Regions from separate parts of the Homo sapiens genome. Here all the other regions are linked to region 6. A link is a loop called in an ENCODE intact Hi-C map of the cell type or tissue named here. Cell type or tissue: PC-3. All regions are shown on one strand. Each heading gives the region's core, and the rest is flanking DNA. Links, peaks and the distances in the headings are about the cores only. Region 1 overlaps LINC01483 (long intergenic non-protein coding RNA 1483). Region 2 overlaps KCNJ16 (potassium inwardly rectifying channel subfamily J member 16). Region 3 overlaps LINC01483 (long intergenic non-protein coding RNA 1483). Region 4 overlaps LINC01483 (long intergenic non-protein coding RNA 1483). Region 5 overlaps LOC105371882 (a long non-coding RNA gene). Region 6 overlaps LINC01483 (long intergenic non-protein coding RNA 1483).

What was found. Peaks named below come from ENCODE experiments on the same cell type or tissue, not always from the same donor. Only the 100,000 strongest peaks of a DNase experiment are listed, where the experiment ranks them.
Region 1: it touches region 6 in a loop (9-fold over the local background); 3 of 110 quality-filtered maps call a loop at or near these places.
Region 2: a loop joins it to region 6, with 5 times the contacts of the local background. A loop is called at or near these places in 2 of 110 quality-filtered maps.
Region 3: a loop joins it to region 6, with 10 times the contacts of the local background. A loop is called at or near these places in 3 of 110 quality-filtered maps.
Region 4: a loop joins it to region 6, with 9 times the contacts of the local background. A loop is called at or near these places in 4 of 110 quality-filtered maps.
Region 5: a loop joins it to region 6, with 5 times the contacts of the local background. A loop is called at or near these places in 2 of 110 quality-filtered maps.

What each region holds. Positions count from the first base shown.
Region 1 is chr17:69,759,637-69,764,856 of GRCh38, reverse strand. The region is part of intron 3 of LINC01483 (long intergenic non-protein coding RNA 1483); the gene reads right to left. Among named protein-coding and RNA genes, the nearest start is that of LINC01483, 170 kb to the right of the region's middle. RefSeq lists an enhancer at 2,081-3,280. In PC-3, for the core only: no CTCF peak of the experiment used is centred there; a DNase peak (open chromatin) is centred at 2,796; H3K4me3 peaks cover 495 bases; H3K27ac peaks cover 2,014 bases.
Region 2 is chr17:70,134,531-70,139,750 of GRCh38, reverse strand. KCNJ16 (potassium inwardly rectifying channel subfamily J member 16) reads right to left here. Exons shown (of 4, transcript NM_170741.4): 4 at 4,143-5,220. LOC105371882 (a long non-coding RNA gene) reads left to right here. Exons shown (of 4, transcript XR_934953.3): 4 at 1,318-1,514. Among named protein-coding and RNA genes, the nearest start is that of KCNJ2-AS1, 32 kb to the left of the region's middle. In PC-3, for the core only: no CTCF peak of the experiment used is centred there; DNase peaks (open chromatin) are centred at 1,720 and 2,210; H3K4me3 peaks cover 1,031 bases; H3K27ac peaks cover 413 bases.
Region 3 is chr17:69,777,039-69,782,258 of GRCh38, reverse strand. The region is part of intron 3 of LINC01483 (long intergenic non-protein coding RNA 1483); the gene reads right to left. Among named protein-coding and RNA genes, the nearest start is that of LINC01497, 180 kb to the left of the region's middle. In PC-3, for the core only: no CTCF peak of the experiment used is centred there; a DNase peak (open chromatin) is centred at 2,438; H3K27ac peaks cover 1,745 bases.
Region 4 is chr17:69,604,772-69,609,991 of GRCh38, reverse strand. All of the region lies in intron 2 of LINC01483 (long intergenic non-protein coding RNA 1483), which reads right to left. Among named protein-coding and RNA genes, the nearest start is that of LINC01483, 13 kb to the right of the region's middle. RefSeq lists enhancers at 2,510-2,779, 1,855-3,054. In PC-3, for the core only: a CTCF peak has its summit at 2,661; DNase peaks (open chromatin) are centred at 871, 1,111 and 2,651; H3K4me3 peaks cover 405 bases; H3K27ac peaks cover 1,309 bases.
Region 5 is chr17:70,141,903-70,147,122 of GRCh38, reverse strand. All of the region lies in intron 3 of LOC105371882 (a long non-coding RNA gene), which reads left to right. Among named protein-coding and RNA genes, the nearest start is that of KCNJ2-AS1, 25 kb to the left of the region's middle. In PC-3, for the core only: CTCF peaks have their summits at 2,499 and 2,703 (motif pointing right); a DNase peak (open chromatin) is centred at 2,682.
Region 6 is chr17:69,855,431-69,860,650 of GRCh38, reverse strand. The region is part of intron 4 of LINC01483 (long intergenic non-protein coding RNA 1483); the gene reads right to left. Among named protein-coding and RNA genes, the nearest start is that of LINC01497, 100 kb to the left of the region's middle. In PC-3, for the core only: no CTCF peak of the experiment used is centred there; a DNase peak (open chromatin) is centred at 3,020; H3K27ac peaks cover 820 bases.

The sequences.
Region 1 (5,220 bases), core at 748-4,747, 96 kb after region 6:
GTCTAAAATATGCATCAAGAAGCAGGAGAGTCATATGTTTAACAGAAGCAAAGTCAAAAATGAGGTACCAAGTTTTTTAAATGGTCATATTGCACTTTGTTAAAGCCAAGAGCAAATAACAGAGATCTTATAGAATATTTTAAGGAATAAACAAATAGAAAGCAATACTTACAAACCTGAGTTCTGAGACTGCGTCTTAAAATATTAAAGATTATGAAGATCATGCAATCAGCAATTGATGACTTAAGGAACAAAAGCTTCTCACCATCTGTTTCAGTTAATTTGGCCAAGTTAACACATCTGAGATTAAGTAGTTTTGCCAACACACACTTTGTTTCAGATTTTCTAAACTTACACTACCTCTGACCTTTATGATTAAAATCTAATTAAAAATGTAGTTATTTTTAAAAGATAAAGATGGTGTAATTGTCTCATCTATTAAAGTTATGACTAATTGTTAACCTTCTTAAATTGCTGATTCACTGCCATGCCTTTCATTTCAACCTTTTCAAAGCAAAGTCCAAAAAATTCAGATTGCAAAACAAACTCTGCTGAAAAAGAAATGCAATTCACTTTCATTGCATGATCAAAGCAATTTGAAAGACTTTTACAGATTTACGGGTCTAACCTTCAGAACCATGAATTAACTGAATCTTTGATTCACTTACCCAACTTTTCAATTTAAACTTATTAACCAAAAATATGTATTTTACAACTGCTGTATGCCTATCCCTATCCTAAGTGCCATGAAGAATTATAAAAGAATTAGAAAGCATTGCCTCTTGCTATCTTATTGGGAAAATAAAACTGTGAACACAAATCAATCTAATAATAACATGAGACAGGTCTGCTTTCTTCCAGGGACATAACTTACCTACAGATGGAAGAGGAAAATCATATATGCAGATGGCAATCTTGTAACCCACTGAATACCACAAAGTTTTTCCCAGTGTTTTCTCTGGATACTAGTTGGCCTTCTCTGCTAGGCACAGAAGGATCCTTATTTTTAAGTAAGTCCCTCTCTGCTGTTACCCTGGATCATAAAGTTGCCCAGTGAGAAACAGCTGTCACCGAAATTCCAACATTTCAGGCTTCGTTCTTGAGACTTGATTTGGGGCCCATGTGAGGACCCACCATGTTCTCTGTCCATGGTCCTCAGTATAAATGCCATGTCTGTTCTGAACCAGGCCTCTTGTCAATCTTGGCTTTAAACTTTTCAAGAAGATGACTCAGTGTCTCTTTGATGTATTTCCCAGGGAGTCTCTAAAGTTAATTCTTTGTACGCCACATAACTGTATGTGAAATTAGGTCACAGAAAAATGCTGTGCAAATTTGATGAAAACACTTCACAGCCATACTCACATAAAGCACTAACAAATACAATTTTCTTAGTTTTACTTGTTAAAATACATAAAGCATTTTAGGAAGGACTAGGTGTATTTGAATTGCATTTGGCTTCTAAAAAGAGTTAGGAAAGATTGTGTATTTGCTCCTCAAATAAGGTTTTTCTTTGTTAAGTGTAAGTGCTTTCAGAAAAAAAAAAATCCTAAGCAGAAGGTGAAAATAAAACAGATTAATTAGTATTGTTCTGATGCCCTTTAAAATACCATCTACCTTGTCTCCAACCACTTGGCTCAAAGGCTTCACACAGAGCCCCCACTGTACAGTACTCCCCAGAAATGCTGAAACGCCACTGAACCCCCCAACTACATATTCTCTCCTAATTTCTAGCTCATTCCTCTCTCACACATGTGTCATTGAATTAATGTTTTTTTCTTTAGAACCACCATAACCTCAGATTCATCTCTCCAGAGATCAAAGATAGGCAAATTAAGAATGTCAAAAGACTTTGCTGAATGCAGCTCCTTATAAAGTATGTCAGGATTAAATGTTCTAAAGCCAAGATTATCTAGCCCCACCTCCACCCTCCAAAAAAGGAAAAAAGACAAGAAAAAAAGGCACCAATCCTTTAACAGCATCTGTGTATTTACGGAGAACTTACTTTGCTTTCTCATCCATCCGATTCAAAATTGTCCATGTGGATTTTAGTTTTGTGGAAGAAAGCTCATTTTTTTTGAGACAGTACCCCTAAATGTACACATTTAAGCCCCTGACACAGACAATTTGTATCATTAAAATACTTCATCTGAAGCACAGGGCTTTGATTCTTTGATTTGATTTGACCTGTATTTACCTCTTGCTTTCCCTGTCTCCTTTTCTTCCATTTAGCTACAATTAACTATAACATGTCTAAGTCTTCTTCATTCCTGGGCTAGCACGTCCAAGTATGACCATCCATCATTCCATTCCTGTAAGTTTTCCTGTCTCTTGGTATCCACTTGGGTAAAACTTGAATTAAGAAAAGTGATTTTTGTTTTACATCATTGGGCATCTTCTATTGCTTCTTTAAAAAATGATTCTTAGAAGTCTTGTGTACCTCACCCCAGTTATGCTGTTATATCTGAGATATTTTTCCTCTCCAAAACTAAACTGAGTCTTTTAAAAAGGAATAGAGACCTTTGTAGAAAAAAAAAAAATCTATGGTCCCAAGAATGGGTAAACATTCCAGAGAGGTTCTTGTTTTTCCCCCTACAGGTCTGCCCATCCCTACAAATTGCATTCTTGTAAGAATACTCTCAAAGTGAGTCACAACAACAAAGTAAACAGAGGGTTTCTCAACGTGACAGAGGAAGAATTTTTTTGTTTGAATTTGCATGTTGTTTATATTTTCAAGCAGGAACTGGAAGAAAGAGGTTTCACTCTCATTGAGGATATCCAGTCATGAGTTCTTTTTAAGCTTTGCTGTTGGCTCAATTCCCTTCAGCAGTGCATATTTGGACTGGGGGACTATGACTCAATTTCCCTTCCTTTCACCTCACTTACTCTTTCATCCATCTTTCCCAACACGCCATGAGGAGATTCTTTGCCAATGTTCATTCCAAACTTCTGTTGTAGCCACATCTCTCCACCAATCTATTCCTACCTTCAAAAGTCCAAGTTTCCACCCTTTCAAAGTTCCTCATAGCCCTTCCTCATTCTCTGCTCATACGCATCCTCTGTTGCTCCCCTCGCACACTGCTACCCCAGCTAACCTCCTCTGTGTGTCTTTCTTCTTGCCTAAAACAATATTTTTCTAAAATTCCTAATTCCTTTCCCCTTTATTATTTGGTCTCCAGGTCCATAAATAACTATTCTGAATTTCACCTCTAAGAATAATTCTTAGAGCAACACCTTTGCCCTCAATTATTATATTTTTCATATTTTTGCCAAGTACATAAAATACTGCCTTTTATGGCTAGGCTTCCCATATTTCTTAAATCAATATATAAATAAATCATGTTTGTCCTTGTTGTTGCCAATTTTATCAACAATTCTCTCTCCTTGGGTCAAGAATAATGAGAATTCTGATTGTATATCCTACTGCCAAGATCGACGTGTAAGGAACACATTTGGTATGTTATAGTGAAGCATGGCTATGTAGTAGCCCAGAAGACGAGAAAAAAGGAGTTCTGTACCTGGTCAGATTTGAGAGAAAAGGGAAAGGAAGGGAGGTGTTAGATAGAGAAGCAGGAGGACAGGATGAGAGCAACATGGTGGGAAAATGACTCAATCTAAAATAATTGTAATTCCCAGTCTCATTTTAGTCAAGTGATCTGTGCCAGAGTTGCAAGATGTAGTAGAAGGACATCAACATGTAAGGAATCCTGGTGAGGCATCAGGCATAGGAGCCCAATTCAAAGTATAGAAGAACTGCAGCAGAGAGAAGTATAACATGGGGGAAATTCTGGGTCATTCAAAATAGAAAACTTTAGGAAGCCTCACAGGTTATGTTGGGGTGGATGGGATTGGGACTGGCATTTATTTAAATACTTCTTAGGTCAATATCAATATTAGGGATGTACAGTGAGACTGGTCCTATATATGAGAAAATTAGTAAGCCCAGCTTTGGAACTAGGAAGCATAGAGAAAAAAAGAGAGTGAGACTGACAGTAACTTTGATTACTCAGACATTTCATGTGCAATGTGTGAAAGAGAAGAAAATCTTCTGTGTCATTCAAGCCCTAGCTGCCATGCGTTTGTGGTTTAGTTTTGGGGAGATTACCACTAGGGCCTCAGTTTTCTCATTGGTCAAATCTGGTTGTTGAGTCAGGTATTCTCCAAGGGTTTTCTAATTTCTAGAGCCCTCTAAGTCTGTGAAGAGTCTCTCTAGCCCTGTTTACACCTCAATCCAATTCACCATCTCAGCCAAACTAAATTAGTGCTTAGAAAGGCTTTGCTCTTTCTTTGACTATTCTTTGGTATACATGGTCCTGCCTAGTGTTGTGTTGGTAAACACTTAACATTACCTGATTTAAAATGTTTCCCAACTTTTATGGTGTGAAGATTCCCATCATAGCCAATGTCAAGCTACCAACGTGAGGTCAACTGACTGCATGGCAGTGCCCCACCATATAGCATTTCTGCCACATGAATACATTAGGCATCAGTAACCTCAGTGACTAGTTTTGAGTATTCTTTACCTTTGTCTTTAATATCATCTATTTATATAATTTAACTTTTAATAAGGGCTCACAGTTCTCCCTCCTCCCCCCACACTGCTGAGTTCAGGTGGGTAACTTACTACAAGTCTGGCTCTCTATATAAGAAAATGAACAAATCAAGCTTTGGATCCAGGAAACACAGAGTGAGGACAAATGAGAGCAAGACTAATAGTAGCTTTGGTTAACGGGTGGTTGTATTCCTCTGGTTCCATTTCTTACTCTGTAAAATGGAGAGAGTAAGATTTGCCCTTTTGCCTAGCTGGATTTTTTTAAAGTTCAAGTGAGAAGAATGTGAAAAGACATTGAAAGCCAAAAGATAAATTATTATTGTTGCTATTATTTTCTCTGTTTGGAATTGAAAGTTTCCATTAGAAGTCTAAGTCTGACACAAAATGGTAATATAAAATCAGGAATATTAGAAAACCCCCGTGTAGTAGAAAGCAGTTAATCAACTCAGAGAGGCTGAAGACCTAGTTTCATCCACTTGGTTTTAAAGCTCTATGATGCTCAATGGTTTGACAGAAGTTTAATTTGAGCTCAGAACCACTGCTATAAAAAATACCACACTGGATGCACCTGTGTTCATTGTATTAAAATAAAGACCAAAAAAAAAAAAAGAGGGCTTTTTGGCATTTCTGTATTTCTGGCCATTTTCTAATGATTTATGCAGCTGCTCACT
Region 2 (5,220 bases), core at 406-4,405, 280 kb before region 6:
TTATGCTTTAAGGCCGGCCCTGCCAAAAGACTAAACATTTCTGCTTCCAAGGTAAAAGGTTTGGTGGCAATAAATCAGTGTACATAGGTGTGCCTCACTGTACATTAGCATTTCCCTGAAAAGGTGTGAGCTTTTTTTTTTTTATTCAATCGTTGTTTGTGCACATTTTGAAGAAGTTTATCTTCCTTTATCATGACTCTTACCAGCTGCCTCCCACATTTCTTTTTTTTTACCTTTGTTTTCCCAGCTTCTCCAAATACTTTTTTTTTTTTTCCTTTTGAGACAGAGTCTCACCCAGGCCGGAGTGCAGCGGCATGGTCTCGGCTCACTGCAGCCTCCGCTTCCCGGGTTCCAGCGATTCTCCTGCCTTAGCCTCCCAGGTGGCTGGAATTACAGGTGCGTGCCACCACGTCCAGCTAATTTTGTATTTTTTAGTAGAGACAGGGTTTCACCACGTTGGCCAGGCTGGTCTCAAACTCCTGACCTCAGGTCATCCACCCGCCTCAGCCTCCCAAAGTGCTAGGATTACAGGCTGAGCCACCGTGCCCGGCCACTTCTTTAAATACTTAATGATCAATAGCACTTCTAGAAAATACTAGCTTGCTATTTAACAAAGGGTCTCGAAATGATCATTTGCGCTATTTACTGATTAAAAAATAGCAATACTTCAACTTTGGGCAGCATCAGGTCTGCTTATTGCCCCAGGTTGGCCATTGGTAATTGTGTTTTCTTCTTCCGTCCCTCCATGTCTGTCACTCTTTAGGCAGATAACTCCCGAGTTGGAGGTTTCCTCCTACATAAAAAGGGATCTGATGTCCTCCTGATATCCTAAAAATCTTTGGTTCTGGAATTGGCGGCTAGCAGAGGCTAGCTCTGTCCTTAACCCGGCCCCTATGACTAGCCTCCCTTCCCCAGGCCAACTAGTGTCAGAAAGAATCAACCAGCAGCACAATAAATAATTGATCTTCAACATGTGCTTCTAATTCAAATAAAGGGCATTTAACCACAGTGAGTATCGCATGTGACTGAAGTATTTTATGTGGAAAGTTGAAGATTTCTGATAACTTGCTGTAAAGAAGTTTTCACAGTGACTAAATCTCCAGGGGCCCTTTCTGTCTCAAGTTCAGGTTACTTAGACAGTGATTAAAGACCTTTCATTGGCCCCTGTGGTAAATGATAGCATAGAGGAAAAAAAAAAAAAAAACAAAAACCAGCATTCTTTGGCTATGTAATTTAGCAAGACTTAATCTATTTGTTTGAGTTTTCATCCATCAGGCTTGCTGAAATACTTTAAATAATTAACCTGTTTCTCTGCAGCCTGAAGCGTCCCCAGAGTTTCCACTCCAGGCCTGAGATGAGTGATTACCCAGCACAGATTGTCTTATTTATTTGGAAGACTCTCCAGCTCAGTCCAGCTGCTTTTTCTTGGGACAGCAGACAGACCCTGGACATGGTATCCTTTTACGTTACAATATTTACAAAGTAGAATAAATCAATGAGACCCAACAGGAAAAGGCCATAGTTTATTTTATTCATTCTATTTTTGTTTTTTCTACCATCCCTGCTAGGTGCTCAGCAACTCAATCTATTGAATTTCAAAACATGTAGAGGTGTCGACATAAGTCTCAAAACTCTGCACAGAGAATCCCAAACCACAAGCTTGGACATTTCCAAGGAAAGAAGCACAGGGTGGCAGGATGAGGCAAGAGGCTGCTTACTCCAAGCCAAATCTCATGACCCAACCGCATAGTCATAAGAGGAGTGCGTTCAGTTGCTTTAGGAAACCAAGAGCAGTGAAAGAAAACACTTGGGAATTTACTGGTAGATAAGGTTTTTCTGATTGAAGAAAAGGTACAAAGTAATGCAGACCAATGATGGTTTCTGGGCAGCATTATGATTATGTCTTTTTAGGAAAATGCCCCTTCTAGGGGACCTCACTTGCTGTCTGCCCACAGATTTATCTGGACTGAATCTCGGTTACTAGTTTTTGCTTTCAAAGACCTCCTATCTAGGGGAACATTTGAAAGGAATTTACCAAGTGCTTCCCTGCTGCATAATCTGTGTGTTCTGTGTTAACACTAACTTGCATTTTGCATGTGGAGCCAGAAGCTCTCTTCTCGGGAGCCTGGGTCATACTGCTCCTTTAAAAATGAAAGTGAGAGAGAGAGAGAGGCCACGCTGATTTTAGAATTGAGTCAGGGCTTTGTGATTTATAGAGTACGCAGGGTGAATAGGCGTGGTTTCTAGATATCCACAGGCAAGTCTTACCTTAAAAGACACAGGACTTTGCACACGCCTTACAGAACATTCAGAACAGAAGAATCAAGGCTTGTAACTGATGAGACTAATAGATAGAATATATTAAACTGAGTAGAATCTGGTGCCTAAAAATTTACATAAAAGTGGCCCAGAGAATCCACTCAGCACATGTCCTGGCCCACTCAGAAATGATGAAATACAAATATTTAAAGAAAAATCTGGATTCCTTTGTGTGTATTAAAAATCCTCTCAAATATTCTAAATGGATGAAGTTTGGTCTTGGTGAGGGATAGAGGGTCTGAGACAGTATTAGCAGTTTTATTTTTTGCCCAAGTTGTACAGTGCCTGCTTTATCCAGGTTTCTGTGGATTTTATGTTGGGGGGAAGAAAGAAGCAAAAGAGCAGTGGGCCTGGTTAATCCTTTTATCAAGGTCACTCCACCACCAGCATCTCAGAGGGATTTCCAGGCCAAAAGCAATCCTTTGTGTGTGTGTCTTACGATAGTGGCATGTCCTCAACTCCTTTGAAAGTATGAGGTCAGGAGTTCGAGACCAGCCTGGCCAACATGGTGAAACGCTGTCTCTACTAAAAATACAAAAATTAGCTGGGTGTGGTGCAGGCCTGTAATCCCAGCTACTGGGGAGGCTGAGGCAGGACAATGGCTTGAACCTAGGAGGCAGAGGTTGCAGTGAGCTGAGATCATGACACTGCACTCTAGCCTGGGCAACAGAGCAAGACTGTCTCAAAAAAAAAAAAAAAAGAAAGAAAGAAAGAAAAAAGCAAGAAAGAAAGCTAGCTGTTTCCACAGTGATCAACTCCATCAACTGTCATGGACAAGTACAAGTTGGACCTAAGCTGTGCATCGTTTTTTTTTTTTTTAAACCAGGCTTGTTTCCTGGATAATTTCCCTTAGATATATTGCTGTGTCAATTAGAAATCATATTTATTTTCACTTATGAAAAAGACGTCTGGAGATGTGCAATCTAGGGCTGCAGTCTTTCTTACCTTTCTATTTTCCCTTGTAGGGGGTGTCCTTGATTTGCATTCTTACAAGGTGGCTTCAAGAGCATAAGCTACCAAGTTAGAGGTCCAGATGGAGAGAAAGGTGAGCAGGGAGAGGAACAGGGCATGAGCCAGCCAAGTCAGCTTAAAAGCTTTCATAAAAGCCGCACCCATAGATTCCTGCTAACATCTTATGTGCCAGAACTATGCCAGTTAACCCTACCCTCCAGCAACCTGCATCGGGACTGGAAATACAGCTGTATTTTTTTTTTTTATAAACCCGAACACATTGTTTTCCAATTAGGAATTTGTTAGGGAAAAGAAGATGATGGGAGAGTCGATGAAATGGAAATTTAAAAAATCCACCTTACTATGTTATTGTGGGGATTAAATCCATGCATCAATCACTTGATAATACTCACTAATCTGGTGGCACATGAAAATAATATTTTCTTCTCTCTCCTTAGTCTTACTCACTTCTCCAGGGCCCCCTTCAGAAACTATAGCACATGGTAGAGCAATACCTTGATGCCACAATTCATTTTAAATCTATTTAACTTCATTGAATAATTTCATTTTGGGGGAAAAAGTGGATGGCATAAGAAAAAATATTCAACCAACTTCTCGTTATTGGCAGGGCATTTGAAACTAGAATTGCCATTTTACATAGAACCTGCTTGTGATACTTACAGAAGCAACTAATTTTTACTTCAGATATACCTGTTGTACAAGCTGTTAAAAAACCCATAAAAATGCTTTACAATGCTGCCTATGTTCTCTTTCTATGAAGCAGCATTCTTATTTTTGGTGCACTGTACCCAATTCTGACCACATCAGCAAAGAGAACTTATACCACTGAAAATATAGGTATATGCACACAGTTTTTGCATTATTTTAAGATCTTTATTATTAAGTAACTCACTGGGGTTGTCAAAGTATGTTATAAAATTACACAGATAATTAGAGATATATGTTACATAGAAATGCTGATTTTACACTCTCTTCTGAGTACAAGCATTTGATTACAGAGGCTCATAGCACAACAAAATGTATTTCACGGGACACTGATGCCCCTATTCTGATATTGACAAGGCAAACATCAGCGGTAGCAGAGTCAACAAAGCAAAGCAAGATGAAATGAAACTAGATGTAGGTAAAACAAGCTAAAAATATTTTTAAGTGTTTTTGTTTATTGTCATGGTGGCTGTTTTCTACTTACAAGATTGCAGTACTCTAATTTAGCCAAGTAATTGCTGCTGTAAAATCCAAATCTACAGAGCGCACAATTTTTTAAATGGAGTGTGCATTCCTCAAGCAAGACTAAAAACAATCTTACTTGGGTCTCTAATATTAAGCTTCAGAACAGTTTTGCAACTTTTGACCTGAACAAATCTCTTATCCATAAAACAAGAGGAATAAAAGATTGCATACGTGCATTTAAAAAGTAACTTTATTACTCCCAGGTCAAAAAAAAAAAAAAAAGGGAAAAGAAGGAGAAAGGGAAGGATGAGGGGGAGGAGGGAAGAAAGGAAGGAAGAACAAAAAAAGAAAAAAGAAAAGAAAAGAAACAGAAAGGCACTCTATCTACCTATACCTATATATTTTACTTGTATTTCTAATCTTGGACTATGTAATTACTTCATTCACTTGTGTGTTTTAATTTTCATGGAGAGAGAAGAGAAAGAAAGATTTTCCAGAAAAAGCAAAAACTGTGTGTGTGTGTGTCTGGGTGTGTATTTAAATAACATAAACAAATAAAAACAGTGCCACATACTTATTGCCAGTGCAGCAACAATGTAAAACAAAAACAAAACACAAATAATTCTGAATGTTCCTAATATCTCTTTGATTTATAAAGTTTAAAGTGACTCTTTACTCAGTGGATGTGGGCTTAAAGTAATCATGATTAACATTTTAACATGAAAGTAGAGTATACAACTTTATCTCATGTTCTAAAAC
Region 3 (5,220 bases), core at 555-4,554, 78 kb after region 6:
CTTGACAAAATACCAGCAAAACAAATTCGACAGCACAGTAAAAGATCATTCACTATGGCAAGTGAGACTCATCCCATGGTTGCAAGGATGGTTCAACACACAAATCAATAAATGTGATTTATCATATTAACAGAATCAAGGACAAAACTCATACAACCATTTCAATAGACATAGAAAAAGCATTTGATAAATGTCAACATCCCTTCATGATAACAAAACAAAAAAACTCTCAACAAACTCAGAATAGAAGGAATATACCTCAGCATAATAAAGGTCATATGTGACAAACCCACAGCGAACATCATACTTCACTGGGAAAAATAGAAAGCTTTTTTCTAAGATCTGGAATAAGACAAGGATGCCCACTTTCACCACTTTTATTAACATAGTACTGGAAGGTCTAGTCAGAGAAAGAGAAAGAAATAAAAGACATCTAAGTTGGAAAGGAATAAGTTAAATTATTCCTGTTTGCAGACTACATTTTCTTACAGATAGAAAACTCTAAAATTGCTACTATGAAACTGTTAGAACTAATAAACAAATTCAGTAAAGTTGGAGGATACAAAATCAACATGCAAAAATCAGTAGCATTTCTATATCCCAATAGCAAACTCTCTGAAAAAGAAACAGAAAGCAATTCCATTTACGATGGCTACCAAAAAAAGATACCTAGAAATAAATTTAACCAAAGATGTGAAAAATAACCTGCAATGAAAACTGTAAAACCTTAATGAAAGAAACTGAAGAGGATATAAATAAATGGAAGACAATCTGTGTTCTTGGCCTGGAAGAATTAACATTGTTAAAATATATGTACTACCCAGTGATCTATGGATTCAATGCAATCTCAGTAACATTCTACACAGAAATGACCTAGCTTTTTATTAGGACCCCTTTGATTGCCATTTAGAAAATGGACCAGAGCTGAAGCTGGAAGATCGATTAGAAGATTTTTGCAACAAGCCAGGTAGGAAAAATGACAGTGGATTTCTGCAAATCTCATACTTGCTTGACAAGGGTCACCTTGGACCCTTTACAAACTTTGATTTAATCATTCCACATTGTATACATTTATCAAAATATTGTATTGTTGCTCCATAAATGTGAGCAACTATAATTTGTCCTTTAAAATATTATCCATTTAAAAAATAGACAAATAAAAAATACAAGACTTGCAACATTTGAAAAAATTTGGATTCAATACGCTTGAGATGGAGCTCAGCAATTCATGTATTCAATAAGTTTCTCAAGTGATTCTTCTCACTGGGCAAATTTGGAAGCACAGGCTTGGAGCAAGTGGCGAGGAGAGAGGCAGAAGACATCAGAATCTGGATAGATATTTTGAAAGTTGAATAGACAAAAATAGATGCTGACATGACAAAGGACAAAACCAAGGCTGATTCCAAAAGCTGGGGCCATTTAGAGCCACAGAACTGGGCAACAAATATGGGTTTTCTTTTGGCAGAAACATTTGGGGAACCCCTAGCAAGGACAACCTACCTAAAAATTTTAAAAGATTTGCTTGAATCCCCACCTCCAATCCACTGAACCCAATAATTTGTATTGACTCTTGACCCACCCTATCCATCACATCCACCCTGCTTAGAAGCATGGGCGAATAGACAAGGCTGAGGAGCTTGTTGGAGGGGGTGGAAACAATGGGTTCAATAACTTACAATAACTTTTATGCATTCTTCAGGCAAAGCAAAAATTATCAAATTAAGTGACGTTTAGTAAAGCATTTTCTCACATTCTTTTAAAACTAATCTCTTTTTCTTATTGTGAATCAACACATTGGAACAATACATTAGAATCAACACACTGGAATTCAATCCATTACTATCAATACACTGGAATAAACCATGTGATGGCTGATTTTTGTCAACTTGACTGGGTTAAGAAATACTCATAGCTAATACAACATTATTTCTGGATGTTTGTGAGATTGGCATTTCAATCAGCAGACTGGGTAAAGAAGATCTGCCCCCTAACGATGCAAATTAGCAGCATCCAATTGTTGAGGACTCAAATAGAACAAAAGACAGAGGAAGGGCAAATTCTCTCTCTCTCTCATCTTCATCTGGGATGTTGTTTTTTCTTGACTTCAGAAATCAGGGCTTCAGGTTCTCAGGTCTCTGGACTCTGGAACTTAATAGCAATGGTCCCACCAGTTCTCAGGGCTTTGACCTCACACTAAAAGTTACATCCTTGGCTCCCCACGTTCTCAGGCCTTCGAAATCAGGCTGGATTACACCACTGGTTCTCCTGGTTCTCCAATTTGCAGACGGTAGAAGGTGGGACTTCTAGGCCTCTGTAGTCACATGAGTTAATTCTCAAAAGAAATCTCCTCATAGATATGCATAGATCCTATTGGTTCTGTTTCTCTGGAGAATCGTGACTAACACAAACAATAGTACAAGTTGCTTCACACTTTAACTTTGGGTAACCTTCTTTACGTAACAAAAGCCTGACTGGACAAACTAACTGAGTAGTTAAACAAATAATTCCTTTTTCGCATAGGAAATAGCTAAAATTCTTCTTCTAACCCAAGAGAAAGAAACCTTAAATTTGATATGATTTAAAAAAGAGATTTATAAAGTGATTCATGTTTTCCTAGTGAAGAAAAGTAAACTTATCCATTATAACTCTGATATATCTTATTTATGGAGAGGCGCTCATTGTTTTGTTCCTCTGTGTCTTTCTGTACAAAGGCCAACGCAGTTTATACCATCAAGAGCTGTCTTTCTGAATGTAAATCACATTTAATGGTATCACTTACACATAGAAAGTTTTCCATTTTCTTTAACTTACAGAAAATAAGATGAAAAGAAAAAGACTCCATTTCCCAGAAGTCATGATCAAATTTCAGATGACTTTTTCTACTCCATAATAAGCAAATATCAAATTTAAGCCAGAGAATCATCTGAAAAGGCTTGGCAACATTATAAGAGATCATAGTTTTGAGGAGCTTGTTGGAGGGGGTGAAAATTCCAAGATTGATAACTTACAATAGCTAGTACGCATTATTCAGACAAAGCAAAAATTGTCTAAGTGGTGTTTTATAGAAAAATTGTTATCAGGTTAGTTTAAAATGTTGAATCTCTTTTTCTAATTGTGAATCAACACATGTTTACATGCAGATATCCAAATTTTACACTTGATCATAGGAGTAGCTAAAGACAGATTACAACATTTTATTCCCAGAAGCCATTTTTCTTCCATTGCATTGGCAATCTCTTCAAGTTTTTGTGGGGCTTTTTAAGCAGATGCTTTAAGTTGCAATTTGAGTTACCGTTCGCATTTCATTCTACCATTGATTGGTAGATTCCAGGCACCCAGAATCTGCTAGAACATTCCCACCTTTCATCACCTTTTGCTAAATATTTGATGGACACGAAAGCATCCCATAATAGTAGAGAAGTAATCAGCTAACAAAAGGAAAAAATTATCCTTCCCAGCATCATTCCCTTTTTAACTCTTCCATGGGCATGTGCTTCTTTTCAAAATTCATGAATAAACAACATGCAGGCCATATCAGCCCTGCCTTCTAGGAGCATTTATCCATTCCTTTCTTCAACAAATATTTAGCACCTTCTCTATGCTAGACAATTTCCTGAACATTGAGGGCCTAGTGACAAGAAATAAATTTGTTACCTTTACAGAGATTATATGCTGGTGAGAAAATGGAAAATTAACAAATAAAAGTAAACAACAATACAATTTCTGATGGTAATGTGACATGACAAAAATAAACCATAATCTTTTTAATTTTAATTTAATTTTGTTGTTGTTGTTGTTGTTGTTGTTGTTGTTGAGACAGAGTCTCGCTGTATTGCCCAGGCTGGAGTGCAATGGCGTGATCTTGGCTCACTGCAACCTCTGCCTCCAGGGTTCAAGTGATTCTCCTGCCTCAGCCTCCCAAGTAGCTGTGACTACAGGCACCTGCCACCACATCTGGCTAATTTTTTTTTGTATTTTTAGTAGAGACGGGGTTTCACTATGTTGGCCAGGTTGGTCTTGAACTCCTGACCTCATGATCTGCTCGCCTCGGCCTCCCAAAGTGCTGGGATTACAGGCGTGAGCCACAGTGCCTGGCCTAATTTAATTTTTTTTTTTTTTTTTTTTTGAGACAGGGTCTTGCTCTGACACACAGGCTGGAATGCAGTGGCTGGTATGATCACAGCATGATCACGGCTCACTTTCCAGGTTTAAGCAATCCTTCCACCTCAGCCTCCCCAGTAGCTGGGACTACAGACACACACCACCACACCTGGCTAACTTTTTTCTTTTCATAGAGACAGTGTCACGCTGTGTTGTCTTGGCTGGTCTCAAACTCCTGGGTTCAAGCTATCTGCCTGCCTCGGCCTCCAAAAGTAAAAGCAGAATTTTAAAACAGAGAAAGGCCATTAGTGAAAAAGTGGTGAAATTTGAATAAAATCTTCGGTTTAGTTAATATTACTGAAACAACATTAATTTTCTGTTTATGATTATTATACTATGGTTAGGCAAGATATTAACGTAAGGGGAAGTGGGATAAGTGGTATAGAACTCTCTTTTTACTATTTTTGCAACTTTTCTCCAAGTCAAAATTAGTTCAAAATAAAATTGAAGCAAAAATAAACAAAGTAGAATAAGAAGAAAAAGAGTAGGCCTGGCGCGGTGGCTTATACCTGTAATCCCAGCACTTCAGGAGGCCGAGGAAGGAGGATCACAAGGTCAGGAGTTCGAGACCAGCCTGGCCAATATGGTGAAAGCCCGTCTCTACTAAAAAAATACAAAAATTAGCTGGGCATGGTGGTGGGCGCCTGTAATCCCAGCTACTCAGGAGGCTGAGGTGGGAGAATTGCTTGAACCTGGGAGGTGGAGGTTGCAATGAGCCAAGATCGCGCCACTGCACTCCAGCCTGGGTGACAGAGCAAGACTCCATCTCAAAAAAAAAAAAAAAAAAAAAAAAGAAAAAAAAACAAAGAAAAGGAAAAAAAAAAGACTACTATTATAATCCTTGAATTATACAAGGAACAAGAGGTTTCCAGAGTTCATATGAGTCATCCGTGGCAGAGTTGGGAGCAGGATGGGGAAGATTTTAAAGAAGGAAACAAATATAAAAGACAAATATAAACAAGCTTCTATTAACTATAGAACTATGGTAGTGCTGGTATTTGAAGTAGGAAGATACGTATGAATAGATACAGATACTGATAAGGAGATAGATGTAGTTGT
Region 4 (5,220 bases), core at 412-4,411, 250 kb after region 6:
GCCCAAGGCATTTTCTTGCTCAAGGAATGATTTTTGAAGATTTACAATTGTTTCTGTTCCTCTTCACTGGTATTTTCACCAGATGGATTTTTTGCTAAATGCCGCAGAGAAAATCATTAGCCAGCTTATATCCCTTGAGTAATGGTATTTAATGGTTTTATGCAGAAAAGTTACATTAATATAAATCAGTGGTCCTCGACAGGTGGCAATCCTTCCCTATCCCAACATTTAGCAAATTCTGGAGACATTTTAGGGGCAGGAAATTCTAGCGGCATCTAGTGGCAAGGGCCAGGGATGCTACTAAATACCCTACAATGCACAAGACAGTCCCCCACAACAAGGAATAATCTGACCAGAGGTAAATCATGCCAAGGGAAGGAAACCCCAGTCACTCCATAATTTAGCTATGAATGCATGTATGCCAAAAGGGGAAGGAGCTATAATGCAATATCAAAAAAAATCACAATGTAGCAAAAAAATTAAGCTAACACGATCTTTGTCATAGAAGAAAACTTGTGACATTGGAATAGGGAGCAAAAAGCCTTTGAAACACAGTAAGGGAACTTGCATTTATAACAGGTCACAAAATTAATTCAAAAGATAACAGTGCCCTGAGCTTGCCAAGTATGCCATCGTGACTGTAGCCTCATGGATTCATAGGCACGCCTGTAAGAATACAGAAATAGGTTTATTTAATCCTGACTTTCTTTTGAGCACTGGCAACAGATGAGTTCTCTGCGCCAAATCCTGCCCATAGAAAGCTAATGGGTGTTGCACGCAGTTATCCAAGAACACAAATTGGCTTTGTGGTTTCTTGTGGCATTTGGCTAGCTGAATCAGAGGAAACAACTAGAAGCTGAGGCAGATGGTTCACAGGCAATATGCTATAATGTCTTCTTACAAATATGTAGTTATGTATTAATAGGTAACCTCTTGGGAAACATGGACAAATATATCATTTTTTGCAATTCTCAGTTTCTAATACAGCTCTGTATGTTGTTGGTGCTCAATACCACTGGTTTCATATTTGTTAACTATCTCATACTCTATTCAAACTCATATCCTCATATCTTTGGAATGTGGAAGCAGACACAAACAAGCAGCTTAGCAAGGAGCACTGACTAAATACCAAGTACTGCATCAAGGGCCAGAAACCCAGTGATAAATAAGATGAGTATGTTGTCCACCATTTCTGAGCCTATTACTCCTCTGAGTTTATTGTGGCCCTTTCTATCTAAGTGAGGCTGAAGGCCACTCCTGTAACAGAAGTAAAAGTTGAAATTCTCAACTCCATGCTTCTTCCGTGAAGCCCTCCATCAGTAACATGCTAACAGGTTGGAAAAAGAGTTGACAAATATGTACACTGGTCAGGTAGAAGAGGAGACATGGTAAAAGAGGAGTAAAGGAGAATGGTATTCTTTCTCAGGTAAAGAAACTATCTTCAACAAACTCCTTTGACAGTAGGCAAGAGGGTGTATAACATGGTATTGAGTGGAGGCAGAAATATTAACCTAAACCAGAGCTACTGGTGCTGAAACAAAGATTCTAGCAATTCTGAGACCAATGGAAAAAAAAAAATTTTATAACCCGTCTGCCAGCCTGTAAGCCTGTTTCCACTTCAGAATTAATTAGTATCAACATTTTACCAGCCAATATGTCTCAAAAAAAAAAAAAATCAACAGTGTGCTCTGCTTTTTTTCTTGTGCAATAAACCCCTAGGGATTACAGATATATTTATACCACATCTTTCAGGACAGTTGGAAATATTAACCAAAAGTACGTACCTAATGATTGTTTTCATTGTAATGCATTTGTATTATTTTCAATGAATGAAATTTATTAAATGACTATATAAATGTGATATGTCTATATATAAAACAAGTTCCATAAGCATACATAAAGCAGAAAATTTTGTCAGACTATTATATTCTGACTTAGGCATGGTCATCTTCCACTTGTAAGATTCGTATCTCCCATACATAAGCTAAATGACTCTGTAGAAGATTATCTGGTCAGAAGATGTGACTAGAAATTCATAAATGTTCTATTTCTATTAAACCTGCCTCACTGACACAGCCCACTTTTGTTCTCTCCTATTCTGCAAGACTTCGAAGGCTGGTTTAACATTCCTGTGTTCTCAGCTATATAATTCTGGTCTTTCCACCAAAGCAGTTTTATTTCCTGACAGTCACTACAGCTTATGAAAGCCAGTGCTATTGGGAAAATATTCCAAATGCACAGGTTATGTGGTTGTGGAAAATAGGCATTAATGGAAAAGGGACTGAAACCAAGTTCTCTTCCGATTGCTATTTTGGAACTTCTGGTTTTTCTGTGGAGCTCCAAGTCAGTGGTGATTGCAAAACCAAAGAGACCAAACAGAATATTCAAAAAGCAAATGACCAGGAGGAGTTTATTTAGAAAATAGATAAATACAAATTGTGCTTTATGGGTTTTCATGTTTATGTCAGAAGGAATGGGTAATGTTGGACAGTCTGAAAGTGATGCTGTGGAATTTCTGTATTTCTCTTTTGTTTCAAATCATTCTCCCTGTATCTGATACTAAACTCTTCAGAAAGGTTTCACAGCTGTGTCCTTTGGGCACAGGGCATGTTCTGACATGCAGAGGATTATCTTGTGCAGCCTGTGGCCGCCAGCGCCACCTAGCTTCTGTATACATTTCCTCAACTCAACAGTTTTCCAAATTGTTCAATTAAATGAGCCAGTCTTCCATGAGAGCTCAGTATCGGTCTCACAGATTTTGAATGATGAAATTGAGGACGCGAGTTGGAACAGCCAAACTGCTCTGAATGGTTGTCAGGTAGAAAGACATGTTCTCTAAGTCTGTGGAACTTTAGGTAGGATTGACAACAATTCTCAATGCATTCATCACCTGCCTGTCTTTTATTTGACAAACCTTTGTGTGCCAAGCAGTTAGATAACGTGCACAGAGACCCAGCTTCTGAATTTTAACCACTATGTTTCAAATTAGGGAGGATTTCTAAGAAGAGAGTCTTTGCTAGGCTCACACTCAGGGACTGCTTCCCAATGAAGGAGATCAGAATATGTCACCCCAAAATATGCCGGCATAAGAATTATTTTGAGCTGGGGGCAATTGAGAAAAAGCAGACACAGAAGAGCTCTGCCGTCCCCCTCTGCTTAAAGCAGGGCATAAACTTCCCCTCGTGAAGGTGTTAAAAGAAAAACTTTAGACAAATTAGATTTAACAATTTAATTAAGCTCATGAATCAAGCAGCTCCCAGAAGCAAAATAGGTTCCCAGCGACTCTTGGGCTGCCACATGGTCAGATAACATTAATCGACAGGAAATGGAAAGTGAGGTTCAAAAAATAGAAGTGAGGTACAGAAACAGCTGGATTGGTTACAGCTCAGCATCTGCCTTATTTAAACGCAGTTTAGACAGTTGGCTGCCTGTGATTGGCTGAAACTCAGCTGCTGTGATTGGCTAAAACTTGGCTACTTGTTTCAAGAATAGGTTACAGTCTATATTTCCACAGCCCCTTGAGTTACAGTTCACTGTATATGGCGAAACCTTAGCTTTAGGCTAAACAAAGGTGTCCCCCACCCTCCCCTATTAGAAAGAGGAGAACAACCCTTATCAGGAGATGGAGATAGCACCAAGATGTGCTGTGTAAGCAAACTTTAGTAAATAACTCTTGTTTATTATTGCTTTTCCTCATAAATTTACCTTCCCACCATTCACCACCCCTGGAAGCCCAAACCCTCTTTCCTCTGTCATAGTCGCTTCTCCCCAGGTTATCATCCTTTGCTAAAATGTTATAGATGCCCTCCAGTTTACCTGCTTTTTGGGGGGTTTTCACCTCTTTTCTATGAAAACCCTGCCCACATAAGAATATTAACATCACATACAATGTGTACAATTTTCTTCCATTCATCTATCTTTGTCAGTTTAACTTGCAGGCCCACCCTCAGAATATAAGAAAGTAAAGAAAAACTTTTACCTCCCATACATTTAGAGTCAGTGAATGATTGATTACTAAACAGAAGAAAAGTTAGAAAATCTAGGGAAAATGTCATGAGGTCATTCGCTCTGTCTCAGAATGTCCTTCATTGTTCTGATGTCACCTTTGAATGGAGTTTATGATTCTTATCTCCTTAAAAGATAACAGAGATCTCATCCAAAGAATCATATGCTTCTCTCTTTGGGCTAACTTATGACTATAATGTGAGAAACAGAGGAGCACAGAATCATGGGTCAGGCTCATTCTTTGTAGATGAGACCAATTGCTTGAGGGCATGATTCGGTATACTTTAGAGGCAGTGGGTGTTTGAAATATATAAATGAAATCGACACAGATAAATAGAGCAGTTCGACAAATAGCCTGCTTGGATTGTCTAGAAGCCCTTATCGTTTTGTTTTATTTTGAAAGCCAGGACAATATGATTACCAACTATTAGTTTAATGACGAAATCTTCCAGATGGTTATGATGATTAGAATGATCAAGAAATTAGAAGCTGTTCAATCCTCATAGGAAGGCTTCAGTGGAATAGACTCCCTGCTGCCTCCTGTAGACTTGGACTTATTTAAGGAAAACCCTACAATGACTAGTTTCCAGTTGTAGAAATTGGAAGAAGAAAGAAATAGCACCTGCAAGCCTAAAAGTTCTCTTCCTTCCAATGAAAAAGGAGCTTAAACCTGTCCAAAGTCATGTATGTTACCTCGGCAAGTAAAATTTTATCATTCTGTGTACTGAGTGAGTCTTCTTCCCCTCCCAAGAGGCTTTAACTATAGAACCTTTAGGTTTTTTTTGTTTGTTTTTTAAGAAGGGGGTCTAGCAACAACCTCAAGTTCCAGGACAGTCATTCTTTACTGACAAAGGAAGCAAAGATGAAAGTCCAATTAAAAGCCCATGAAATTTCCATCATGTTTCTTTGAATTGAGTTTGGAGTCTTTGGAATTCTCAAAATAATTCACATGAAGATCTCAGATGCCAATGTATTTTCTGACTCCCTTCAAGGTAGCCATATGAGGAAAGGCAATGAGTTTTATACCAGCATTTGCTGACAGTAAAATATAATGAAAAACATTTATTTGTAATAATGTAGACCACATTCTAACTGCCATTTAATGTAACCACACTATATTTCATAAGGTTTCAATTTAGCATAGCTAATCACAGGGCCAGTTCTACTCTGATGTAGACCTTTTGCATTCTGCCTGAGAAAAATCTACTAAAGTGC
Region 5 (5,220 bases), core at 796-4,795, 290 kb before region 6:
TGAGCAATGGTGACGTGTTGTCAGAAATGCATCATTAGGTGATTTTTGTCATTGTGAGAACCTCATAGAGTGTACTTGCTCAAAACTATTAATAGATGATATAGCCTACTATATACTCTGTGATATGGCCTGTTGCTTCTAGGCTACAAACCTATACAGCATGTTACTCTACTGAATACTGTAGGAGTTTGCAACACAATGGCAAGTATTTGTGCATCTCGATACAGAAAAAAAAACATTAAAAATATGGTTTTATAACCTTATGGGACTACCATTGTATGTGTGGTCCATTGATAATTAAACATCATTAGGCTTAGCAGGAGGAAATATATTTGTTTCTTTAATTTCTGTCTCTCCCACTATGTATATATAAATATATATGTATATTTGTATTTTATATTATATATATTGTATATATATTATATATACAATATATATATATTTATATATATTCAAGACAGAGTCTCACTCTGTTGCCCTGGCTGGAGTGCAGTGGCGCTATCTCAGCTCATTGCAACCTCCGCCTCTCAGGTTCGAGCGATTCTCCTGCCTCAGCTTCCCGAGTAGCTGGGATTACAGGCGTGTACCACCAAGCCAAGCTAATTTTCTTTGTACTTTTTAGTAGAGATGGAGTTTCACCATGTTGGCCAGGCTGGTCTCAAACTCCTGCCTTCAGGTGATCTACCCACCTTGGCCTCCCAAAGTGCTGGGATTACAGGCGTGAGCCACCGCGCCTAGCCACTCTCTCACTGTATTTTAAGTTTCATGAGGGAAGTATCTTTTTTTCTATTTAGTTCATTATTACCTTCAAAATGTCTACACATGATCTGACACATGGTATATATGAATGCATGAATTAATGAATTTTATAAAAATCGAGTACTTGTTGAAAATTGTTATGTCACTGGCTGCATTAATTTAAGAGAGAAAGAAATATAAAAGGAAGGAAGACAAAGAAAGAAAAAAGGAAGAAAGGAATAAAGAAGGAAGGAAAGAAAGAAGAGAAAGAGAAAAGAAAAGACAGACTACTAAAAAAGGCATGATTTACATTGGGAATTATTATTCATTGCAATGAACTGTGTGTAAGGATAGAGAAGATATGAATTCCTGTATCAGATCTACTAAATAATTATATGATTATAAGAAAGACACCTTCTTCTTTTGAGCGATTCATTGATAAAGTGGTTAGAAGAGGTACATGGGAGATTCATTTTTAAAATTCTGTGAGCTACATCTGTCACTTATTATACGTATAAATAAGGCAGTATTAGAGCAACTTATGATGGTACAGATTGGAATACTAAAAATGTATATATTTCACAGACAACAAAAATAAAAATAAACACCATATATTGGCCATTTACTCTGTGCTAGATTTTGTCTTAAGGGCTTTTACAATATGTCATGTTTCATTTAATTGTGAGAACAATTTTACGAGGTAAGTACTTTAACCCCTATTTAACAAGCAACTGAGGCTTAGATGCCTGAGGAGTTTCTCTAAGGCCACACCATTAGTAATCCATGGGGCTAGGATTCAAATCTAGATTACCTGACCACCTAGATTTCAATCTAAATTAAATGAGAGAGTGAAACAGACACAGAAAGAGACAGAGAAAGAGAGACTAATATGTAGAGAGTAAGATAAGTAGAAAAAAATCAGAGAAAAGAGAGAAATAGATACATATAAGGTCAAGAAACAAAGAAAACGGAGACAAAGAGGCAGAGAGATGGATGGAGATACTTAAAACCAATACTAGTACGGCAGTATATCTGTGAGAATGCATTATCTTATATACTACTTCTTTCTCTCTCTCTCTCTCTCTCTCCCCCTCCTCCACCCCCATTCTACACACACACACCGCAACATACACCCACAGACACTACTTATAATGACAGAATTATTGAGACTTTCTTGTTTTTAATATTTTTATCTTTAATTAAAAAGAAAAACTACAGCCTTAATCAAATAAGCACTGATGGTATAAGATGGTGGCCATTAAATGTCTGAATTTGTTACAAAATATATTATTTAGTTTCTAGCAGACAGTACTTTATGGGAAGGTGGCTAATCCTACCTTTCTCAGTTCATCACATCTGGATACTGACATAAGCAGGATTTAGAAAACAGAAAAATCCTTTAAACAAATATCACGATTCTTTGAAATGCATATAAATTATGAGATTATAATATACATATTTATAAAGCAAATATTCACTCATGCCATTAAAATCATGTTTATTAAGCTATACCTATACATGCATTAGCGTGATTATTTTAACACAATATTGGTAATCGATACCTACATTTTGGCTGCCTTCCCTTGCAATAAATAGAGTGTTGAATTATTTATTAGATGCTCAACGGATGTCATCCAGAGTTTCATGTCTATATTTGTAGATTGAGAATGGCAGTCTAAAGAAACTACAATTTTATCTTCTAAATATGTAATCCATGTTGAGGTAGCTGGGGGAAATCTAGCACATGGAATCTATACTTAGAACAATGTTATTTGTTGCTTTTCAGTGCCTGCTATTTTCTGACTTGAATGGTGTCCATTATATTTTGTTTATCGGTATTATTGACACCGAGCATTCCAAGTTATTTTTCCAAATATCATTCCATAGCAGTCGGGGATAAATTAAAACTTAATGGATTTACTTCATGGAAAAAACATGTGTTCTCTTGTGACCACAAGGTGGCACAATAGTGACCAAAAATACTCAGCCTCCTAATAGAATTGCAATTACCAGAGGCATTTACATAATTGTTATTATTAATCTTGTTATCACTACAATTATGACATTTCATAATTAAATATCACCCCAACCTTTGGGGAAAAGGCGAAGTGCTTTTGTTTAGTTTTTGTCTTCTTTCTGCCTGCAACATCATTAATATTTTTTTTTCCTCCAATCTCCAGCCCCACCAGGACAAGCAGGTCCACAGAGCTATCATTTTATGTATTATTCAAAGGTTTAAAACAAACAGTAATAACTTAAATAATAAGTTACACTTTTGAAGAAGGATAAACACAAAGTTATATTGTTCAATGGATCTAATGTTGCTCTCCATTCAGTCTTAGTTATTTCATGACCATGCTAACATTTATTTATAATATAAGAATAAAAATACCATTCCAGAAACTTCGGCTTACACTACAGGTTCAAATTTGTCCATTGAAAGTTGCTGTTTTTCTGCATTTCATGCCAGGCACAATATTGGGAAAAGAACCCAGAATAGCCCAGTGTGCCCTGCATTTATTTCATGATGGCTTTGTATTGAGAACAGGCCATCTCTCATCATGTTCAGGAGACTGGGAGACCACTGATGCCTGGGAATCTAGGTGTTGCAATGATGGTGAGCTACACTCATTGGAAAGGTATACAAGAGAAACCACCTTTTCCCCAAGTTAAAATGAAATACAGGCTAGCCAGGTACAGTTTGCCATTCGTCAGACAAATCACCCACCTGAAGATGCACTTCTTTTTATTTTTTATTTATTTATTTATTTGAGACAGAGACTCTCACTGTCACCCAGGCTGGAGTGCTGTGGCGCCATCTCGGCTCACTGCAAGCTCTACCTCCCCGGTTCACCCCACTCTCCTGCCTCAGCCTCCCCAGTAGCTGGGACTACAGGCGCCCGCCACCATGCCTGGCTAATTTTTTGTATTTTTAGTAGAGACGGGGTTTCACCATGTTAGCCAGGATGGTCTCGATCTCCTGACCTCGTGATCTGCCCTCCTAGGCCTCCCAGAGTGCTGGGATTACAGGCGTGAGCCACTGCGCCCGGCCCTGATGCACTCCTTTATAATAACATGAAGGGTTAGTAGCATCCCATAAATGAGCATTTTCCCCCAACTTCCCTAGATTAAGAATTCTGGCATTTTACAAAATAACATGTATGATGATGCCTTTTATTAGTTTATGTCATGAGCGTAAGGTGTCCCCATTAGAATTTTAGTGTTCTACTATGGTTATTACATTTTTCATTATGCTACTTGCTTCCTGCCATTACAATTGTAAAAGCAATATTTTATCTTTTTTGAAATCAAATTTTGTGGTGTTTTTAAATGGCTTCAATTTTCCTGTTTAAAATAGACCCAATTTTAGAAAAGGGCAGTAATAGCAGAACTGAAAACTAAATTCAACAAATATAACTTTAACTGAATTGTCAAATTATTATCATGGGATGTATAAAATGTACATCACAGTGAGTTGTACATTAAAGAAAGATTTTTAAAATTGCACAAAGTATTGTAAAATTGGAACTTTCCAGCTGAATTCAGATGGTACAGTACTTATGAGAATAGAAAATACTGCACTAAAATACATATGTATCTAACCCTGTTCAGTCTGCTATAACAGAATGCCATAAACTGGATGGCTTATCAACAACAGAAATTTAATTCTTAGAGTTCTGGAGACTTGACAGTCCAAGATCAAGGCAGATTCATTGTCTGGTGAGAGTCTACTTTCTGGGTCAGAGGCAGCACCTTCTCACTGTGTTTCCACAGGGTAGAAGGGGTGAGCGGTCTCACACAGGCCTCTTCTAAAAGGGCACTAATTTTTCTTATGAGGCCTCCACCCCCATAAGCTAATCACCTTCCAAAGGCCACACCTCTGGATACCATGGCCTTGGGGGCTTAGGATTTCAACATGGGAATTTGGAGGGGACAGAAACATTTAGACCATAGCAATGTGGCAATGAAATAAAAGCATTGTAAGCCAACAACAAAAAAATCAGGGCTACAAGTAGAGCGAGGAAAAATCAGCACATTTTGTGGCTGTAAAGAACCGTAAAGTAATTTAAAGAACATCCATGTCATCAATGTTCAGAAATAGTGGACCAAGGAGGTTAACTCCCCCAAAACCCACAGCTCATTAATGGCAGCCCTGAGGTGGAAATCAATTTCCCTTGGGAGCAGGAGGAGACTATGATCTCATACATCAACCACATATCAAGATAAAAACATAAGACGTTTTTTAAAATTGTGATAATCAGTAGAGCATTACTATCCTACCGCTAATAATGCTTTTGCTTTCAAATTCCTCTGAAATACCTTGCTATTACTAATATATATGGAAGAAAACAGAGAATATTCATTTACTGAATAACTCCTATCTGCCAGATAGTTAGATGTGTGTCTGTCTATACATACATATATATACATGTATATAAGCATACATACACACATATATATATAGGTATGTTCATATATATG
Region 6 (5,220 bases), core at 868-4,867:
TTATATTGTTAAAGTCATCAGAAAACTATGGAAGCAATGAGAACTAGATGCAGTAAAATTCCAAACAGAGAAGAGCCCTTCCTAAGAGGGCTGGCAATCAATAGTTGTTTCTTCTGTGAGGGCATTTGCAAGTTTGGGCAAAAGCTGAGGCTCAGGCTTGGCACAGGTGGAGGAATTCCACTGCAGAAAACCAAGACGAATAATGCTTCTGAAAACTTCCGAATGGTAGATAGAGATCTGAAAGAGCGCAGACACATGACCCCAAAGGACATTTGCTGAGTGCTGAGGCAGTATAGGAAGTGGGGTGTTTATCTGTTCAGGGTGCTTAGGTGACAAAATCCTTCTATAAATACAACAGATTTGCAAGGTTATGAACCTGTTTGGGTGGAAGGTTAAAGGGCTTAATTTAAAGGATCCAAAAGATACACATTATATTACTGAAGAAGTAGAGACTCATTAGACTTTTCATCAAAACCCTGGTAAAGCCACAGTCAAAAAGGATGGGGCTGAAAGGGAGAGTAAAATTTTGCTCAATTTCTTGGTACTTAGGATAAAAGGTCCTGTTTTAAACCATGGCTCATCTCTTCCTCAAGATGTTTGACAGATATTGAAGCTACATGGGGCTGGAGGCTAAATAGTTAAGCTCAAACTCAGAAAAATTGAATTGAAGGGTTTAAGGTCTGAGGAGACACACATCTACCAAGATCACAATCAGAAGATCAGCGATATAGCAGAGGTGGGCTGAATCTATCTAAAACTACAATCCAGTTCTGACCAAGCTCAATTACTGATTAGATTTAAATGACCTGGCCAGCCACTGTGGCTTATGCCTGTAATCCCGGCACTTTGGGAGGCCGAAACAGGCAGATTGCTTGAGCTCAGGAGATTGACACCAGCTTGGGCAGCATGGCAAGACCCTGTCTCCACTAAAAATACAAAAAACTAGCCAGGCATGGTAGTGCATGCCTGTAGTCCCAGCTACTCAGGAGGCTGAGGTGGGAGGATCGCTTGAGCCTGGGAGGCGGAGGTTGCAGTGAGCCAAGATCACACCACTGCACTCCAGCCTGGGTGAAAGAGTGAGGCCCTGTCTCAAATAAAATAAAATAAAATAAATGAAATAAAAAAACCTTCCCCTCATATTATCTTCCCAAGAAAAGAAAGAACAATTCCCCTTGGGGAAAAATGACATTATAGTCATTATTTATAGATTTTTAAAATCTGTCATAAAATTTAAATTTAAAAAACCAAGAAACAAGATAATTTACCTCATAGTCAAAAGAAAAATTAAGCAAGAGAAGTAGAACCTCAGTTTATCCAGATAGTGAAATTTGTAAATAAAAATATTAAAATAACAATTATAGCTATGGTAAAACAGAGGAAAGGATGGTTAAAATAAAGAAATGAATGAAAAGATGCATAATGTAATAAACAACTTGAAGCTATAAGCATCAAATATACCTCCTAGAAATGAAAAATGCAATTATCTGAAACAAGGAATCCATTAGAACAATCTAGGCAATGCAAAACAAAAAAGATTAGTGAACTCAAAGACAAACCAATAGAAAAACATTCAAGCTGAAGAATGGAGGGGGTAAAGCATAGAAACAACAACAACAAAAGAGAAGAAAATTCATATGGGAGACATTCAATTGTAACATATTGTATTTGGATTTCCAGGAAAGGGTAGAAATGGACCAGTGAAGTATTCAAAGAAATAATGCAAATATTTTTTGGACTGATGAAAAGGAATAAATTGCAGACTTATAAATTCAGTAAACCCAAAGCAGGGTACCGTTCTTTTACTCTCTCCCTCTTTCTGTCTCTGTCTCTCTGTCTCTCTCTCTCTTTATCTCTGACACACACACGCACACACACACACACACACAGAGACACACTCCTAGGCAAAAGTAGGTTAAAACCATAAAGATCACATGGAAAATACAAAACATGAGCTACCAATATCAGTAACGTGAAAAGGGACATCACTACAGATGCAACAGATCTTTTAAAAATAATAACAGGATAATTGTGAATGACTTTATGCCAGTGAAATTTCCAGTAAAGTAAAATTTAAAAATTAAAAAAAAATCACAACCTATGAAACCTGACAAAGGAAGAAATTTAAAAATCTGAATTAAATATGTAATTATAAGACCTTCCTATGAGAATGACCCAGATCTGGAATGATTCACTAGTGAATTCATACATACATTTATGAATAAAATAGACCAATCTTATACAAACTTTTTTTAGAAACTAAGGGGAATAAAGGAAGTACTTCCTAACTCCTTTCTGAGAGCTTGGGACAAAACTTGATTCCATACCCTGAAAAGAAAATTTTAAAAAGAAATACTACAGACTAATCTTACTCATAAACTTAGAGGCAAAATTTTTTTTAAAAATTGGAAAAGTGAATTCGGTAATATGTAAAATGAGTAATACACCATTTAAACAAGGCTTATTTCATGTAGCCAAGAGTGTATTAATATTCAAAACTTAATGTGATTTACTTAACAGTAATATTCAAAACTTAAAGTAATTTACTTACAAAAACTTAATGTAATTTACAACACAGTAGAAAATCATGCAATCATCTTAATGAATGCAGAAAAAATGTGACAAAATTTAACACCTGTTTATGGTTTTAAAAACTTATAAAATCATGAATAGCAGAAAGCTTGTTTAAACTGATAAGCACATCTACAAAAAGAAAACCCCTCATATTTAATGGTAAAATATGGAAAATTTTCCCCAACAACAAAAATGAGGCAAAGACTATTACTATTTATGTTCAATGTTGAAACAGAGATCTTGGCCATTTGAACAAAGCTATAAAAGTAAAGAAAATAAACACTCAAAAGGCCTATTATAAAACCACAGTAATTAAGACAATGTCATATTGGCACACAAATAGACAAAATGACTAATGATACAGAATGGCATTGATATAGACCAACTCATGTATGCTTCCTGATTTATGACAAGGCAGCACTGCAGTGAAGAGGGGGAAAGGTAGCCATTTCATTAAATGGTGCTGGGTCAGTTAGATAACCATATGGACAAAATGAGTCATCCCAGAAGGTTGGAAAGCATGGAGCTGTTGTGACCTGGCTTGTTATTGTTACATCAGCCAAGTCTATTGCATAGTCTCAGCCACCCAGTGTTTCCAGCTTAGATGATCCAATGTTGTTAAAATAGTAAATTTTTTTTTGCATCAGGATGAACATATGGTGGTCTCTTCCCTGTTCATCAGGATGTACATACAGTGGTCTTTTCCATGCTCACTTCAGAATTCTACTTGAAATTATTTCAAAAATTGCCTGAGTACCTGCAGTGTTCTATTATAAATTTGGCATGAAAGAACAAAAGAGAGGGAATAGTATCAAACAGATACACACAAAGTGAGTAATATTTGTCTTGCCAACATAGACTGCACAATGAAAGAAAAAAAAGGAAGAAAAAGAAAAGAAAAATTTGTCAAATTTCCATGAATTTGGAATTCAATCTGAACCATATGTAGCTCCAGATTAGGTCATATTCTCATGATAAAATTACTAATTTTGTCTTCAATTTTGTCTGCTACTCAGTATTTCCATGATCTCTTATTAGCTGATCTCATGCATTATTTATTTGGTCTGTATCATTCGAAGATAAGGGACTTTGAAGCCCTGAAGTTTCACCAGGAGGTTTGGTACTCAGTGATTAAGGTACAAGTGGAAAGGTAAGAGAGTTGGGTACAGTGGCACACAGACTCTGGAACAAAGTCCCCTTACTTGCTAGCAGTGTGATCTTGGGCAAGTTACTTCCTCTCCCTGTGCCTCAGTTTTCTTGTCTGTGGAATGAGTTTAATAATAGGACCTACTTCATTAGGTTGTTGAGAATATTAAGAGAGTTTGAGGTTAAGGCACTTAATATATAGTGCCTGACACATAATTAGTCCTAAAAAGATATTAGTTACCATTTTTAGGTTGTAAGAACCATACAGAAAATTCTTGTCCTTTAGACACTGGCTTTTTCTAATTGCATATTAACCCAGGCTTTCCACAAATTGTGGTGATTTGGAACGAATTAGTATTTGCCCCTTTAAGCTCAGTTTTCCCATTAGCAGAGGGCAACTATGCCTTTCTGGTTTCCCATCAGAGGCCAGTTGAGAATAAGAGGCAGTAGAGCAGAGTAGCAAAGATCTTAGGCTTTGGAGCCAGTGGCCTTAGTTTAAAACTCCTCTGATGGTTTCCAGCTGTGCTACCTTGCAGTGAATGATCTAATTCCTCTTCTCATCTTTAAAATGGGGACGTAATGGCATCAACTTCATAAGATTGTCAGGAGAGTTAAATAAGAATGCATTTAAATTGTTTAATGATCAGTTTATGTGATTACTAATAGTCATTGTGCTATTATTATTATTATTATTGTTAACAACATTGGTCCCAACATAGAAATGCTTTGAATTCACTGGTAAGGATGCATTTGAATAATTCAAAGAACATTATTATCTTTCAATTTTCAATAGCAGAGACTTCTTTTTTTTTTTTTTTTTTTTTTTTTTTTTTTTTTTTTTTTTTTGAGATGGAGTCTTGCTCTTGCTTTGTCACCCAGGCTGGAGTGCAGTGGTGTGATCTTGGCTCACTGCAACCTCTGCCTCCTGGGTTCAAGTGATTCTCCTGCCTCAGCCTCCCAAGTAGCTGGGACTACAGGTGCGTGCCACCACACCCAGCTAATTTTTTGTGTTTTTAGTAGAGACGGGGTTTCACTGTTTTAGCCAGGATGGTCTCGATCTTCTGATCTCATGATCCGCCTGTCTTGGCCTCCCAAAGTGCTGGGATTACAGGTGTGAGCCACCGCACCCAGCCTGAGACTTCACTTCTTTTAGCATGGTGTTGGTTATGCTCCAGGCACTTGAGTCTTTACCCAATTAAGATATTCATTGCAGACTCTTTGCAGTTATTTGTTGACACAGGTAATGTACAATATTCAGGCTCTCACCTAGTTAAATATTAGACGTGGTCCATAAAATATGTGTATAAACCAAACTCTCTTTAAAATGTAGTGTATCATTCATTTGCTCCAGAGTTTATGGACTATTCTTACAGAGGATCAAAGCTGATGATTTATATGTAAATAATTGAAATTAATCTTATTACCTTGTGATTTTAGGCTTTCTCCCAATCCCTATTACATTTCCATGACTCTCCTGATACTGATAGTCCAGTACTTGACTAT